Linked DNA regions of Homo sapiens: region 1 is linked to region 2. The links are chromatin loops, found by intact Hi-C in ENCODE. Cell type or tissue: mammary epithelial cell. All regions are shown on one strand. Links, peaks and the distances in the headings refer to the core of each region. The heading gives the core; the rest is flanking DNA. Region 1 overlaps LOC105378782 (a long non-coding RNA gene). Region 2 has its middle 10 kb from the start of WLS.

Region 1 (8,341 bases), core at 189-8,188, 65 kb after region 2:
GAGATCTGCCTGCCTTGGCCTCCCAAAATACTGGGATTACAGGCATGAGCCACCTCTCCTTGCTCCATATGAAGAATTTCTAATTGTCCAATAGAATTTTTATTTGTCTAGCTTTCAAATCAGTTGAATATGTATACTTCAGGAGATCAGTGAATAGGTTTGAGGGAGGCAATAGCAATACTCTGAGAAATAAAGCTTTTTACATGGTCCAAACTTACCAGGTTTAGGGTACAGCTCTGCAGCACTGTTTCCCTTATGTTCTTTTGGAGGGTTCCACAAGAGTCAAGATACTAACGCGAGGAGAAGCAACTGGTTCCTAGGACATGAGCTATCTTCCTAGGGTACTTAATGCATTGTAGATGCTCAAGACTTAGCCTTTGATGGATTGAAAATATGTGGCCAGCATGATCCAGAGGAAACGGGGTGTTTCTCTGCCTAGTTGTGACTGTGTCTCCTCAGCTCTTCTTGACTCCTCTGGAAGAGGCAGGTAGAACGGGAAAAGGGAAGTAGGAAAAATGAAAAGAGGAGGGAAATAGAATGATACCTGGGGGTGGAAGGAGAGAAATTCTTAGAATTGGGAAGAGGAAACACTGTCATTACATTAAGTTTGCTGGCATGAAGGATGCTGGAGTGAAGGGATGCTGAAGTGCTCCTGGACCCATCACAAAATGTTTGCAGATGAAGAAGCTAAAGTTAGAGAGGGGAAATGACGAATTCAGGGTTACTTATAAAGGCTGATACTTTAGCAATCATTGGTGGTTTTCTATGGTATTTTAAGCAACAACAAAAAAAAAACCTTGATGTTATTCTTAACATGTCTTCCTCTGTCTCTAATGCCCAAATTAAATCCATAAGCAAATTCTGTTGAGCCTATTTGAAAATATATCCCGAACCCAGCTATTCCTCTTTTCCTCCACCATTATCTTCATCCTAGTCAAGTCACCCTCTCCTCTCCCCTGAATTAGGAAATGATCTTGAGCTTTTCCCATGTCCTGGGTATGGTCTCTTCACACAGCAGCCAAAATGATCCTTTAAACACTTAAGATCATGTTACCTCTCTGCCCAACATACCCACTGACTTCCCACCTCACTCAGAGTAAAATTCAAAGAGCTGTCTGCCACCTATGAAGCCCTGGATAAACCTGCCTCCCACTGCATCTCTCCTTTCGCTATATCCTGATATTCCTTTGACAAATGCAGCACGCTCCTACCTCAGGGCCTTTGTAGTTGGTGCTTCCCTCTGCCCGAAACATTCTTCCCTCAGATATTTGCATGGCTCAATTCTCACTCAGACTTCAGGTCTGCTCAAGGGTCAGCTTATCAGACCACTTTCTTGATTGTCTTCTGTAAATTAGCACACACATTCCACACTCCTGTCCTCTACTCCACTTCTTTTTCCTTCTGGCATTTGTCCCCGTTGTACATATTTAGTATTATCTGTCTCCATTCACTAGAATATAAATTCTATGAGGGCAGAGATTTGCCTGTTTTCTTTTCTATCCATTATTTCTCCTATCTGGCATATATTAGGCCCTGAAAAACGTTTGTTCAATCAGTGAATAAATGAACTGAAGCCCAATGTCTCAGAGCAAAGGAATAAAGCACTGGGAATTCCAAAAAGATGTGGAGTTAATTCTTAATTCTGTTATTTGCCGGCTGTCTTTTAGCCACATTATCAGCCTCCATTTCTCCAGCCTGTTACATGGAGATAATACCCAACTACATTTCTTATTAAAGGAAGCGTGGAATTTAACTGCAATCAGGGCAAGATGATTAACATTTATTGAGCACTGTCTTTGGGTTGGACCCTTTACATAATATCATTCTCAAAAATCCTCTTGTAAGACAGGTGTCAAATTCCCCACTTAACAAAGACTAGTCTGAAATTCAGAGTTAAATTAACAAAACAGTAAGTGTTGGAGTTAGGATTTTCTTTTCTTTCTTTCTTTTTTTTTTTTTTTTTTTTGAGATGGAGTCTTGCTCTGTTGCCCAGGCTGGAGTCCAGTGGCGGGATCTCAGCTCACTACAAGCTCCGCCTCCCGTGTTCACGCCATTCTCCTGCCTCAGCCTCCAGAGTAGCTGGGACTACAGGCACCCACCACTACGCCCGGCTAATTTTTTGTATTTTTTAGTAGAGACGGGGTTTCACCGTGTTAGCCAGGATGGTCTCGATCTCCTGACCTCATGATCTGCCTGCCTCCGCCTCCCAAAGTGCTGGGATTACAGGCATGAGCCACTGTGCCCGGCCGGAGTTAGGATTTTCATCCAGTGCTCTGTGGCCCTTAAATTCATGTCCAACCTTGGAGAGCTAAGCACGCAGGAAAACAAAAAAAAAGAAAAAATGACTTTCTTTTTACCATGGGATGCTTTCAACTGTTATTTGAACTGTTATTTTCAGGTCAGCATCAAGAGCCAAATGTGAAAGTCAATGCCACATATTGAGTTGCTGTCATTGTATGGGAGAATAAATAATATCTTTTCCTTACCCATTGCAAGGGTCATAGTTGAGGCACTTATAATAAAAGACAGATTAACAAGAGAAAAGCACACAAATGTATTTAATGTAAGTTTTATGAGACAGTGAAATCTTCAGAAATGAAGACCCCAAAGAAACAGGGAAATCTGTGTATTTTTATGCTTAGGTTTGATGAAAAGTGGCCAGTGGTGCAGAAGTATGATTGGAGAGAGGGATTATGATCTAATAATGGTAATAAACTGGGAGGAATTTAGCAAGGTCTATTTGTTCAGATTCTTCTTGGCTTCTCTGTGTCTGAGGATTAGGATGTTCCTTTTTCCTGGGCATAGGGTGGGCACCTCTGGAATGAAGTCTTGTTTTGTTTTGTTTTGTTTTGTTTGTTTGTTTGTTTTTGAGAGGGAGTCTTGCTCTGTTGTCCAGGCTGGCGTGCAGTGGTGCGATCTCGGCTCACTGCAACCTCTGCCTCCCGGGTTCAAGTGATTCTTCTGCCTCACCCTCCTGAGTAGCTGGGATTACAGGCACATGCCACCATGCCCGGCTAATTTTTTTGTATTTTTAGTAGAGATGGGGTTTCACCATGTTGGTCAGGCTGGTCTTGAACTCCTAACCTCGTGATCTGCCCATCTGGGCCTCCTAAAGTGCTGGGATTACAGGCGTAAACCACTGTGCTGGCCGGAATGAAGGTTTTATGACCTACTTCAGAAGAATGTCAGCTAGGTTTTATGGCCTGCTTCAGGGGAGAAAGGGTGAGGGGAAGTTGAGAATGACCTTCCTGCTTCTGCTGTTTTCTCTAATGCTAAGGTGCCATATGTCCTGAACCTCATCATCATCAAATATTGATAAAAGGACCACAGTGTGACAGAAGAGACTTTAGCAGGTGAAACTTGTGTCTCCTTATGGTTAAAGCAAAGCAAAGGAAACTGTAGCAAACACTCCTGAAAGAGCTGTAGCAAACCTGCAGGGTCCGCACAGCTTCCTAGGTCTCTGCCTAATCAGGAGTCATGACTAGTTTCAAGAACAGCCTGTGGGATTTGGCGGCTACTTTCACAGCTCTTCAGCTGATGTGAGGTCTGCCATTTACGACTTTGCAGGCTTCCTTTATGTGTGGCAAAATGGAGGGAGAGGTGCCAAGTCACAGCAAAATCCTGGCTTTCTTATTTCAAAGCACCACCCCCCTTCCAGTCCTTTCTATTGCATGTTGTGGTGCCACCCATGGCTTAGGGAATTTCATTTTTAGCTCTCTGTGTTCCAAATACATTCTCAGTGAGTGATGTCTTCTATCTTTCAGGGTTTCTGAGCCAGTTGTGTCCAGGTGAGTCACCTGCCCCAAAGGAATGCCAGATTCTGTTAGAAAGCCCCATGAAAGTGGATCTACATCTTATTAATCTTACTTTCGTCTTAGTTGTACTGGTGAAGAAAAGTGCTTTTGTAAGAAAAGTGCTTTAACAAGCAGGGTTTCCCATTTTTTTCTCAGCTTAGGTAAGGCGGTAATTCTGATAAAGTAAATTGGTTTCCTAAACCAGTGTTATCACACTTTTCATAGTTATGGTATTTTTAGTGGTATAAATTGAAGGAATTAAAAGATTCATGTAACATCAGTAAATAAGTCAGCAGTCATTACTGATCAGTCTGAGGGGCAGAAAACAATCTTGTCTCACATTTTAATTTTCTTTTCAGTTCTCTCTTGGTCTCTCAGCAACACTGTTGCTGTTTGATAGAAATATTGACTACCCTAACTACTCTGTCTTATATACACAGAAGAGAGTGTTCTCAAGTGTTCCAGTAAATGCTTCTTTCTTTGGCACCTGTTTGATCTTGATACAATCCTTTCTGGTTCACAGCAAGTTTTGCTCTGCCCTACAGCCTGTCACACCACCCACTGCTTATCTGGCAGGCATTGCTGAATAGAATGTCTTTAGTGCTAGCCAAAAAGTATTGGGTATATTGATCACAAATTAATAACACATCCACTTTTTTTTGGGATACATATACGTGCTGTGTTACACTCTTTGTGAACCATCGGTCTGGACAAATGCAGTCCAAGATTGTTTTGATTTTCTCTATTCCATCTTGTTTTCCTCTTTTACCTATAACTGTATTTAATGTGTGCTTTTGCCAAGATAATATGTGTGTGTGATTTTTTTCTTTCTTTCAGGGTACCAGCCTTCCTTTCCTTTGGGTCAAATGAGATCACAAAACAATAATAGCTGAGCACAGCTCTGGTTCTTGGTAAAGGAATCCAGTTTAGAGAAATTGCATTAGTCAAAAACAATATGAGTTTGACCCCTATCCACTTAGTGATTGGGTGGTGTTAATCTGAACTCCTGTTCTTTCCTTTCCTCTAAATTAGAGATCATAATGATACCTGTCTATGAAGATTAGATGCAATAATACATGGAATATGTGTAGCACAGGCCACAGTGCTTAGTATAATTTCCTTTTTTTAAATGGCTCTCTCCTTTTCTGGATACCACTGTGTATCTGCTGGCACTGCTGCTAAATGCCTTGGGTCAGGCCTACAGAATGGATGAATTGGAATTGACAGCCAACCAGCAAGCAAGAGTTACTGGCTGACTTTCTGAAGTGTCAGAAAGATCCATATTAACTCTGTTCTTCATAAGAGGTTTAAACATAGCCCTCTTCTTATACACCTGCATTCAATTTTTTTTACAAGAAAATCTCAGTAATCCCATTTTCTCATGGCATGAGTTTTCCTAATCCTGTACAGCATGATTGAAGAATCAAGCTGGCCATGCTTGGAATCAAATGAGACTATTACCTGATCTCATGAGACTTTCTTCTGAGCCCATAAAAGCAACTGCTTCTCAAGACAGTTCTTTCAGGGGAGGAAGGGAGGAGAATTTATCCACTAGCTCCCATTTCTCATTGGTCAAATATTTGCTTTCTAGTACATTAGTTCTTCTACACATCTGGGTTGTACCTATGTGGGACCTAGCAAGCCTCATGTCATTTCATCCCTCAGCATTGACTGGGCAAAAAGCAAGAAGTGCCTAGTGTGGGCATGTGAAAATATTGTTCGGCCTACATGAAATTAGTCAGAGATCAACCAATGTTTGTCAGTGCAGTGACTACTGGTGTTGGAACAAGCATGGCAATGACAGAAGTAGATGCAGCCAAGATATTGAAATAAGCCATAGGCTGTACATGATACATTCCACCCCTTGCACTATTCACATCAATTCATGTGCTCTCATTATATCCAGCTGCCATAATAAACATTGTGTGTGCGTGTGTGTGTGTGTGTGTGTGAACAGCATGCTGTCACTTTTTTTCCCAAAAGGAGAGGTTCACTCAACCAAAGAGTCCTCTTCAAGGTGGTGACTAGCTATAATCTCTGAAAAGACTTAAATAAAGGGTTGAGTGAAGCTATAATTCCTGTTGCTACAACTGATCCCAAGGCTGTAATAGGTATCTATCACCTCCTTTCTTCACCATCTATTCTGAATCCCCTCATCTTCAGTTGTTCATCTGCTGGGATGACATGGAGCTTCATCTCTGAGGGTTTCTATTCATAGTTGCCTTGCCCTTGTCAGGCTCTGGTTGTTACAATTGAGCATCTTCTATGCATAATACTACCAAGAGAAGGCCAGGCATGGTGGCTCACCCCTGTAATTCCAGCATTTTGGGAGGCTGAGGCCGGTGGGTCATCTGAAATCAGGAGTTCAGGACCGGCCTGACCAACATGGGTAAAACTCCGTCTCCACTAAAAATACAAAATTAGCCAGGCATGGAGATGCATGCCTGTAATCCCAGCTACTCAGGAGGCTGAGGCAGGAGATTTGCTTGAACCTGGGAGGCAGAGGTGGCAGTGAGCCAAAGATCGTGCCATTGCACTCCAGCCTGGGCAACAAAAGCGAAACTCCATCTCAAAAACCAACCAACCAACCAACAAACCAACCAACCAACCAAACAAACAAACAAACTACTACCCAGAGATACCTCAGTGAATTCCTGGGTTCCTGACATGTTCCTTTTTATCCCTGTTGTATAGTAGCAATTCTGGATTATTTCTCATGATAATCAGGATCAGTGATTCCTGAGGAGACACTCACACCTTTGTTATGTGTTAGTTCCTGGTATAAGGAACTTCAAGTAAAAAGGTATGTAGGTTATAGCTTTAAGTTCATTAGGTACCTTTCTGTGTCATCTGACAGAGCATTCTGCCATCCATCTGATCCCTCTAGAACTGTAATCTCTAACCTTGTACAACCTATGATTAGAAAGTACAAGTTCTGTGAGTTTCGGAAATAAGAAAACCCAATTCTATTTGACTCTGTGGTTCCCAGATCCATGAATTCTTGCTATTTAGGATAAAGCAACACCATATAATTTGCTTTTTGTCAGCAGATAGTCTACAACTTAGGGGAAAGAGAACTCTTGAGCTGGTGCCTTTGCTGAAGCTTTAACAGGACTTTCCACTGTTCTACTAGACAGAGTATCTTGATGATGGTGTGCATAGGAAGACCAGTGGGTCCTTTAGTCATGCATCCAGGTAGCCTTTCCTTTGGCATAAATTGGGATTTTGTTCTGGGGAAGTGCTGAATGGAATACAATACACATAGATCAGATAGTCTGTAAGCCAGTAGATGGTGGTGCTGAGGGAGGTACAAGGGAAGGCAAACTAACACCATAAGGAGATTTCTATTTCAGTGAGACCAAGTCACAGTCCCTTTCATGTTGGAAGTGGCTCATTGTAGTAAACCTACTGCTATACTTGAGTTTGCCTCAAGGGATAGTGCCATCTTGATGGCTCAGAATTAGTCTCTTCTACTAGGAGACTGGACATTCACCATGACAGTAGCTGTATTAGTCTTTGTGAGAGGAAGTCAATGCTGTCCGGCCAATTCAATGTCTTAGTTTCTGCCACATGACCCATTTCATTGGCTGTGGTTGCTAAAGGGGGCAATCCATAGAAAGATTCATTCTGTCCCTTTAATTGTTGACCACCTCCTCTGCATGGACTATTCTCTAATGAGTATTTATGTGAGACACAAGGACATAAATACTTTGGGCTCAGTCCTATAAATTCATTTATATAACTCTTCCTAGAATTCCTTGTTCTTGATCTTTTGTCATTCCTTCCAGGCCCCTCAACAATGAGCCAAGTCACTGACCGCTTACCAGGAGTCTATGTAGGTCTGTACCTGAAGCCACATCTCATTCCATTATAATCAAATGACCAAGTGTTCTGCTAGCAGCTCTGCCCAATGGGAGAATTTCCCTTCACCACTGTCCTCTAGAAGTACCCCAATGGGATTATAATAACAATTGTCCATGTTTAGTCGGCACCAACGTATTATGCCACCCATTTTGAACCAAGCCCAAGTCCTTTCCTCCTCTGACAATTGGTTATGGAAAGCCCTCCATAAATTAGAGGTTTGGATTTTAGAAGAGGCATTAGTTTGATAATGTGAATCTGAGCTACCTGTTTATGAAATGTACTTGTACCTTCTTGAACTATTTGGACCTGATCCTAATGTAGCATTTCCATGGAATAATAAGTTGCCTTGCACCTACTCCAACCATGACACAGTGGATCAAATAAGATTCAGCATATGATGGGCAGCTTTGGATACATAGTCATTGATATTAATACCCAGTCCCTCTTAGGGTCCAGTAGAATGACAGGCATTGCTTTTCTTTTTTCTTTTCTTTTCCTTTCTTTTCTTTTCCTTTTCCTTCCTTCCTTCCTTCCTTCCTTCCTTCCTTCCTTCCTTCCTTCCTTCCTTCCTTCCTTTCTTTCTTTTCTCTCTCTCTCTCTCTCTCTTTCTCTCTCTTTCTTTCTTTCTTTTTGTTTTGAGACGGAATTTCACTCTTGCTGCCCAGGCTGGAGTGCAATGGCGC
Region 2 (8,341 bases), core at 304-8,303:
ATGGTGTGAATCCGGGAGGCGGAGCTTGCAGTTAGCTGAGATCGTGCCACTGCACTCCAGCCTGGGAGACAGAGCAAGACTCCGTCTAAAAAAAAAAAAAAAAAAGATGAATGAATAAGTTCCAGTCCCTGGCTATGCAGGGGTTTGGGGAAACCTCCCATAGACGGCCAATGTCAGGAAGAGAAGCTGAGGCTTAACCTCAGCATTAACCTAGATGTGTTAAGAATAGACGCTGACTCAAGCCAAAGCCCAATCTTTATCCCCATTGCAGATTAGCTCAAAATCATCACTAAGTAGCTCAGCATGAAGGACAATGTACCATAAAAACAGCTTAGGATGCCTATATGTAACATGGAAAAGCAAAGGTTGCATGAGGATAATATATATGAAAATCAAGGACCTCTCCTACTTTGCATTAGTGAAAAGAAACTGGAATGGCTGGGAGTGAGGGAGGACATCATTCCTCAAACATCAAATACAGTGGCAGTTAATAGCTCCTATGAATAATGCCAATAATTATAGCAATAACAAGAATGAGAACTTATGTTGACTACTTTCTATGTACCAAGCACTCTTCTAAATGCTTTCCCTATGTTATCTCCATTAATCCATACAACAATCCTGTAAGATAGGTACTATTGTAATCATTTTAAAAAGAGGAAAGCTGTTTCAGAGAAGTTAAGGAATATTCCCTTGGCCACATTGCTAGCAAATTGGGAAGCTGAGATTTTTTTTTTTTTTTTTTTGAGATGGAGTCTCACTCTGTCGCCCAGGCTGGAGGGCAGTCGTGCGATGTTGGCTCACTGCAAGCTCCACCTCCCGGGTTCATGCCATTCTCCTGCCTCAGCCTCCCGAGTAGCTGGGACTACAGGTGCCCGCCACCACGCCTGGCTAATTTTTTGTATTTTTAGTAGAAACGGGGTTTCACCGTGTTAGCCAGGACGGTCTCGATCTCCTGACCTCGTGATCCACCCGCCTCGGCCTCCCAAAGTGCTAGGATTACAGGCGTGAGCCACCGCGCCCAGTGACAGGCATTGTTTTAATGTTTTCTGCCTGCTCCTCTGTTCATGTGTTCAACTCTGTTCTCTTCCTCAGTACCTAACTCCCACTCAGAGCAAACTCCCTCCCATTAAGCCTTAAATTTTTATAATCTGTCTTTGCTGGTATTTGCTGCTAAGGGCTTTTCCAATTTGAAGATCAATTTTCAAGTCAAATGACTCATGAGAGTAATTGTTAACCATAATGCTAGAGTGTTTTGAGGACATTCTTAATATACATTAGCAAAAGACATGTAATACATAAAATTGATTTTGTCTTAGGTAATCTGCAAATTGAGTCTTATAATATTTCTGTTTGTTTAATTTGTTGTTATGATATGAATCCCCAGTGAAGACCCTCTTCGCCCGAGTTTGAGTTGTTTTGTGAATACTATTCATCTTAAGACAACAATGTATGAGGGCAAACATTTTCCTATTTCTGTTATATGTTGCTGTAGTTTGGCTCATCTGACCCCTCCAAATCTCACATGGAAATCTGATCCCCAAGGTTGGAGGTGAGGCCTAATGGGAGGTGTTAGGATCATAGAGGTGGATTCTTCATGAGTAGATTAATGCCCTTCCTGGGAGTGGGTGGTGAGTGAGTTCTCACTCTGTTAGTTCCCAGGAGAGCTGGGTGTTACTTCCTCGCTCACCACATGATCTCTGTAGATGCCAGCTCTCCTTTGCCTTCCCCCGTAAGTGGAAACAGTCTGGGGCTGCCACTAGATGCCCAATCTTCCAGCCAGTAGAATTATGAGCCAAATAAACGTTTTTTCTTTATAAATTACCCAGTCTACCTACAGAATGGGAGGAAATTTTTGCAAACTATGTATCTCACAAAGGTCGACTATTCAGCATCTATAAGGAACTTAAACAAATTTACAAGAAAAAAAACCTCGTTAAAAAAAGTGGGCAAAGGACATGAACAGACAATTTTCAAAAGGAGACATATATGCGGCCAACAAACATATGAAAGGAAGCTCAACATCACTGATCATTAGAGAAATGAAAACTACAATGAGATACCATCTCACACCAGTCAGAATGGCTATTATTAAAAACCAAAAAGCCCGGGTGCAGTGGCTCATGCCTGTAATCCCAGCACTTTGGGAGGCCGAGGCGGGTGGATCATGAGGTCAGGAGTTCGAGACCAGCCTGGCCAAGATGGGGAAACCCCGTCTCTACTAAAAAATACAAAAATTAGCCAGGTGTGGTGGCAGGCACCTGTAATCCCAGCTACTCAGGAGGCTGAGGCAGGAGAATTGCTTGAACCCGGGAGGTGGGGTTGTGGTGAGCCAAGATCATGCCACTGCACTATAGCCTGGGTGACAGAGCAAGACTCCATCTCAAAGCCAACAACAACAACAAAAAAAACACAGATGCTGGCGAGGTTGCAGAGTAAAAGGAGTGTTTATACACTGTTGGTGGGAATGTAAATTAGTTCAACCATCGTGGAAGACAGTGTGGTGATTCCTCAAAGATCTAAAGACAGAATTTCCATTTGACTCAGTAATCCCATTACTGGGTATATGCCCAAAAGAATATAATCATTCTATCATAAAGACACATGCACATGTATGTTCATTGCAGCACTATTCACAATAGCAAAGACATGGAAACAACCCAAATGCCCATCAGTGGTGGACTAGATAAACTGTGGTGCATATATACCATGGAATACTATGCAGCCATAACAAAGAACAAGATCATATCCTTTGCAGGAACATGGATGGAGTTGGTGGCCATTATCATTTGCAAACTAATGCAGGAACAGAAAGCCAAATAAATACTGCATGTTCTTACTTACAAGTGGGAGCTAAATGATGAGAACACATGGACACATAGAGAGGAACAACACATACTGGGGCCTATCAGAGGTGGAGGGTGGGTGGAGGGAGAGGATCAGGAAAAGTAACTAACGGGTACTGGGCTTAATACCTGGGTGATGAAATAATCTGTACAACAAAGCCCCATGACATGAGTTTACCTGTGTAACAAACCTGCACAGGTACCCCCTGAACTTAAAATAAAAGTTAAATTAAAAAGAGTAACACTAAATATAAATAAACAAAAATAAATTACCCAGTCTCATTTACTCCTTTACAGCCAAATGAATGGCCTTGAACATATGTCCTATCTGATACCTGAAGCATGAATGATTTGATGAAGCTTTCTTTCATTTATTCCATAAATATTTATTATGTGTTGACCATATGCCAGGTATCTGGCAAGTGCTGGGACACAAATGCAAAAATGACAGATATCTTTTACTCTCACAAAGTTTATAATCTCATGTAGATGAAAGGGTATTGGTGATACAATGACTCTATTAGCTGAGAGGGCAAGTCTTAAAGAATGACTGCTGTGCCGGGCATGTTGGCTCACATCTGTAATCCCAGCACTTTGGGAGGCTGAGGCAGGTGGATCACTTGAGATTGGGAGTTTGAGACCAGCCTGACCAACATGGAGAAACCCCATCTTTACGAAAAATACAAAATTAGCCGGGCATGGTGGCGCATGCCTGTAATTCCAGCTACTCAGGAGGCTGAGGCAGGAGAACGACTTGAACCCGGGAGGCAGAGGTTGCGGTGAGCCAAGATGGCGCCATTGCACTCCAGCCCAAGAAACAAGAGCAAAACTCCATCTCATAAAAAAAAAAAAAAAAAAAAAAAGAATGACTGCTGTAAGAGGTGTAGAAGAGACCTCAGACTGGAGAAAGCAAAAGGACAAGGATTGCTCTCCTTAGCGTTTTAGTGTGTGTGTGTGTGTGTGTGTGTGTGTGTGTTTTTACTATGAATATATATATTTTTATTTAGTCATTTTTGTTTACTATTGAAACTCTGGGAATTCACAATTAACATCCTTGCCCATGAGCTTCTTATAGACACCAGAAAAAGTTTCAACCTTGTGTTCCACATTGTTCTGTTGTGCTTTGTCCAAATGAACCTTTATGAGCCGGCTGCCATCTAGTTTGACGCGGATTTTCTTGCCCACAATTTCACTTGGGAAGACCAAGTCCTCAAGGATGGCATCGTGCACAGCTGTCACAGTGCTGCTCCTGGGACGCTTTTGCTTATTTTTTGTACAGCTTTTTCGAGTTGGCTTAGGCAGAATTCTCCTCTGAGCGATAAAGACGACATGCTTCCCACTGAACTTTTTCTCCAATTCACTTACTAGCCGGATTTGGATTTTCTGGAAAGATTTCAGTTGAGTAACGGGAACAAGTATTATGATAGCTTTCCGACCACCACCAACTTCAATTTCCTTGGCTGCCGTAATATTCAGCTCTCTGAGCTGAGCCTTGAGTTCTGAGTTCATCTCCAGCTCCAGAAGAGCCTGGGAGATGCCGGACTCGAACTCCTCCGGCTTCTCGCCGTTGGGTTTCACGATCTTGGCGCTCGAACTGAACATGGCCTTCTCCTGGGAGAACTCGCCGAGCGCCGGCTTATGAAGAGCTGCTCTCCTTAGCTTGATGCACAAGGTCCTCCATGCTTGGCTCCATTTGACCCTCACAGAGACAGCATGGTTCAGAGCATGGGCTCCAGAGCCAGATCACCTGGCTTTGCCACTTACTAGCTGTGTGCATGGGCCAGTTAGGTTAAATGTTTTGTACCTCAGTTTTCTCATCTGTAAATGAGATTGTAATGAATATTAAGAGGGTTTATTTGTATAAAGTGTTTAAAACAGTGCCTGACACATAGTAAGTTTAATATAAGTAAGTAGTCACTAAAAAAGGAGAGAAAAAAGTGAGTTTTTTCCTCTTCTGCCAATCCCGCAAGGGTACCTTGGTTTCTGTCCACTTTTGAAATTATTTTATTATTATTTGTATTTTACTTTAAGTTCTGGGGTGCATGTGCAGAACAGCGTTCTGTCCACTTTAAACATTTTAATAACCCACCCCAAGCACCACATGTTGTTTGACATATATCCATTAGTTATTATTAATGTCCATTATAAATTTATTGGACATCTCCTATATGCCAGGTGCTGTTACTCAATTATGAGAGGCAGTATGAGAAGCAAGGATTTAGGATCAAACAGATGTTGGTGGAATTCTGCCTTAACCATCATCTAGCTCTGAGACTTCAGGAAAGTAACTTAACCTCTCAGAGCCTCAGCTAAGTCACCTGTGAAATGGAGATGATGTTATCTTCACAAAATCTGTGATGAGGATCAAATATATTCAATATATAAAGAGTTGGCCGGGCGTGGTGGCTCACACCTGTAATCCCAGCACTTTGGGAGGCCAAGGCGGGTGGATCACCTGAGGTCAGGAATTTGAGATCAGCCTGGCCAACATGGTGAAACCCCATCTCTACTAAAAATAAAAATTTGCCAGGTGTGGTGGTGCACACCTGTAGTCCCAGCTACTCAGGAGGCTGAGGCAGGAGAATTGCTTGAACCCGGAAGGTGGAGGTTGCAGTGAGCGGGGATCATGACAATGCATTCCAGACTGGGCGACAGAGCGAGACTTTGTCTCGATAATAGATAGATGATATAGATAGATGATAGATAGATAGATAGATAGATAGATAGATAGATAGATAGATAGAAAAAATAAAAAGCTTAGCAAAATGCCAGGCATTTGATAAGCACTCAATAACAAGGAGAAACTAGAGGAGGTGGAGGAGGAAAAGGATAATCTTGGAGGTGGATACTGTTATTTAGTTAGAAAAGTGAGGTTCAATGCCCTCAACCCCTGCCCTCTCATCCTGCCTTGGTCAGAGACTCTTTCTCCTCTGCGCCACATTCCCGTCAACTCCAGTTTCCTCTAATCGCTATCAACAATGTTTTCATTGAACCTTGCTCTTAGTAAGCTGTCTGTTGGAAAAATATTAAGACTCCTGGATTGCTTGTTGAAACTCTGTCTTTCAAATATTTCACATACTTTGAGATTCTTTTGATCCTTCTACCCCATAACCTGACACAGTGTCTCCCTTGGTGAACCCTTGTACAACTAACATTCTATGTCTATTATGTCCCTTCACACATATTGCCCCAGATTATAGTTATTTGGGCACTTGTCATATCTACTTCAGTGTATTATATATTTTTTAAGGTCAAAGGACTGTGTTTTACTCAGAAGTCTTTTTATTTAATTCTAGTAGAATCCCAGTGGCTCTTCCAGGTCTTGGCTTCTAAGCTTTCATGCTTCTTCATCTTTTTCTCTCAATAGACGTTCTATTTTATGGGACAAGGAGAGGTGGGGGCCATTAAGTATAAACATTCTCAGCCTCCAAACTGATAAGTATCTTCTCTGCCTTGTCTCCAAGGAAGCAATGAACCACTTCTTGGACAAAGTTCTCAGACCCATTTTAGAGAGTTGGTCAGTACAGCTTAATGGTGAAGATCATATTCTCTGCAACCAGACTGCCTGAGTTTGAACTTCTGGCTCTGCAATTTACAGTACCGGCTATGTAACCTTGAGCAAGTTACTAAGCCTGTCTGTACCTTGATTTCCTCCTGTGACAAATGAAGACAATAGCAATTGTCCCTGCCTCCAGGATGATAGCAAGGATTAAATGAGTCAGTGAGTGAAAACTACTCACTACAGAGCGTGCTTAGCACATGGCACGAATGTAGTAATGGTTAGTTGTTATTATTAATTACCTCCCGTCACCTTCTATGATATCTTTAGAGATCTTTTTTCAAACCTTTCCTCAATCTTACTCTGGAGTGTTCCTCATCCTAAAAAAAGATCTTTCCCTTAACTCTACGGCTCCTTAACCCTTTGCCTTCTTGGGCTTCTTTCCTCTACCGTAAGACTTCTAGGGGCCAGGCATGGTGGCTCACGCCTGTAATCCAGCACTTTCGGAAGCCGAGGCGGGTGGTTCACCTGAGGTCGGGAGTTCAAGACCAGCCTGGCCAACATGGTGAAACCCTGTCTTTACTAAAAATACAAAAAATTAGCTGGGTATGGTGGCGGGTGCCTGTAATCCCAGCTACTAGGGAGGCTGAGGCAGGAGAATCACTTGAACCCGGGAGGTGGAGGTTGCAGTGAGCCAAGATTGTGCCATTGCACTCCAGCCTGGGCAACAAGAGTGAAACTCTGTCTCAAAACGAAACAAAACAAAACAAAATAAAACAAAGACTTCTAGGAACAATAGTTCCTATTTGCTGGCTTTATAATCTCACTTCCCATTCCCTCTCTGGCCATCTGCAGAAAATCTAGATTCCACAGCCAGCATTCTACTGACTGCTCTGATGAATCTCATGGAGTGACCTTGGTGCTTATCCTACTAGAGGTCTCTGAAATGTAACCTTCCTCCCTCCAGAAAAGTCTCTCCTCACCTCCTCAGCTTCAGTAACTTTTTTCTCTCAGTTCCCCTTCTACTTCTCTTAACATCTCCTTCTCTCTCTTTTGCTGGCTCCATTTTCTCTACCAACTCCCTGAGAGTTAATACTGTATTTTGGAGTATTCTCTCCTTTACCTCTTCTTTTCATAGGGTCTGTGGGCAAATCTTTATCTATAGCCCTGACCCCTTGTCTGAACTTTAAACTCATATAACCAACTGCTTCCTAGACTTCTCTGCCTAGATAAACCACATGCACCTCCAAATCAACCAGACACCTTCCCTATCTCAGAGTTTTCCTGACTCTCCAACTAGCCACCCGACTTACATATCTCAAGGTCATCCTAGATTCATTACCTACACATGCAGTTATCTTGACCAGACCGTACCTCCCTTATTCATAGTGAGCTGGCATCTCTTCTCCATCCTCACTGATCTGCAAGTCTAGACCCCTATAATATCTCCAGTTTAGACTATTGAAGACCTTCACTATCAGGCCTCCAATCTCTGGTTTCTTATGATAGATAATATAGTTTGCAAACTGTTTTCAGAGTGTGGTCATTACAAAACACTGATCTGTTTTTCTCTGTTCTGAATAGAGGCTGGCAGTATCGTCTGATTGCCTATAAATAAAGCCTATCTTTTTAAGCTCGTATCTAGCAAAATCTCACAGAGTACTCTAAGATCTAGTTACTTTAGATTATCTTTTTTTCCCCGATTCATCAATGTGGGACCTCGTACTTTGTGGTGTGTAACTCACAGCCAAGCTCAGATCTTTCCCCTTGTAACATAATCGTTGGGACAGATCAGTTCATTCCTAAAGTGGTACCACCAAGCTGTGATCCCATGGTATTCCTCCTCTTGTATTACCTGTTTTAAACTGCTGGCCATCCAGAGGCCCAAGATGAAAACCCAGAAATCATCCTAGACTTTTAAGTTAATGTAGTCAACAGGTAATGAACATATTATTTGTCAGGTGTCATAAATAATATGGCATAATAATAAGACCAA

Evidence for each region. Hi-C counts contacts between places; a loop is a spot of excess contacts. Peaks named below come from ENCODE experiments on the same cell type or tissue, not always from the same donor. Only the 100,000 strongest peaks of a DNase experiment are listed, where the experiment ranks them.
Region 1: a loop joins it to region 2, with 7 times the contacts of the local background. A loop is called at or near these places in 17 of 110 quality-filtered maps.

What each region holds. Positions count from the first base shown.
Region 1 is chr1:68,303,947-68,312,287 of GRCh38, forward strand. LOC105378782 (a long non-coding RNA gene) reads left to right here. Exons shown (of 3, transcript XR_947476.3): 3 at 1-1,622. Among named protein-coding and RNA genes, the nearest start is that of WLS, 76 kb to the left of the region's middle. In mammary epithelial cell, for the core only: no CTCF peak of the experiment used is centred there; a DNase peak (open chromatin) is centred at 3,755.
Region 2 is chr1:68,238,608-68,246,948 of GRCh38, forward strand. It overlaps the pseudogene RPS7P4. Among named protein-coding and RNA genes, the nearest start is that of WLS, 10 kb to the left of the region's middle. In mammary epithelial cell, for the core only: no CTCF peak of the experiment used is centred there; no DNase peak of the experiment used is centred there.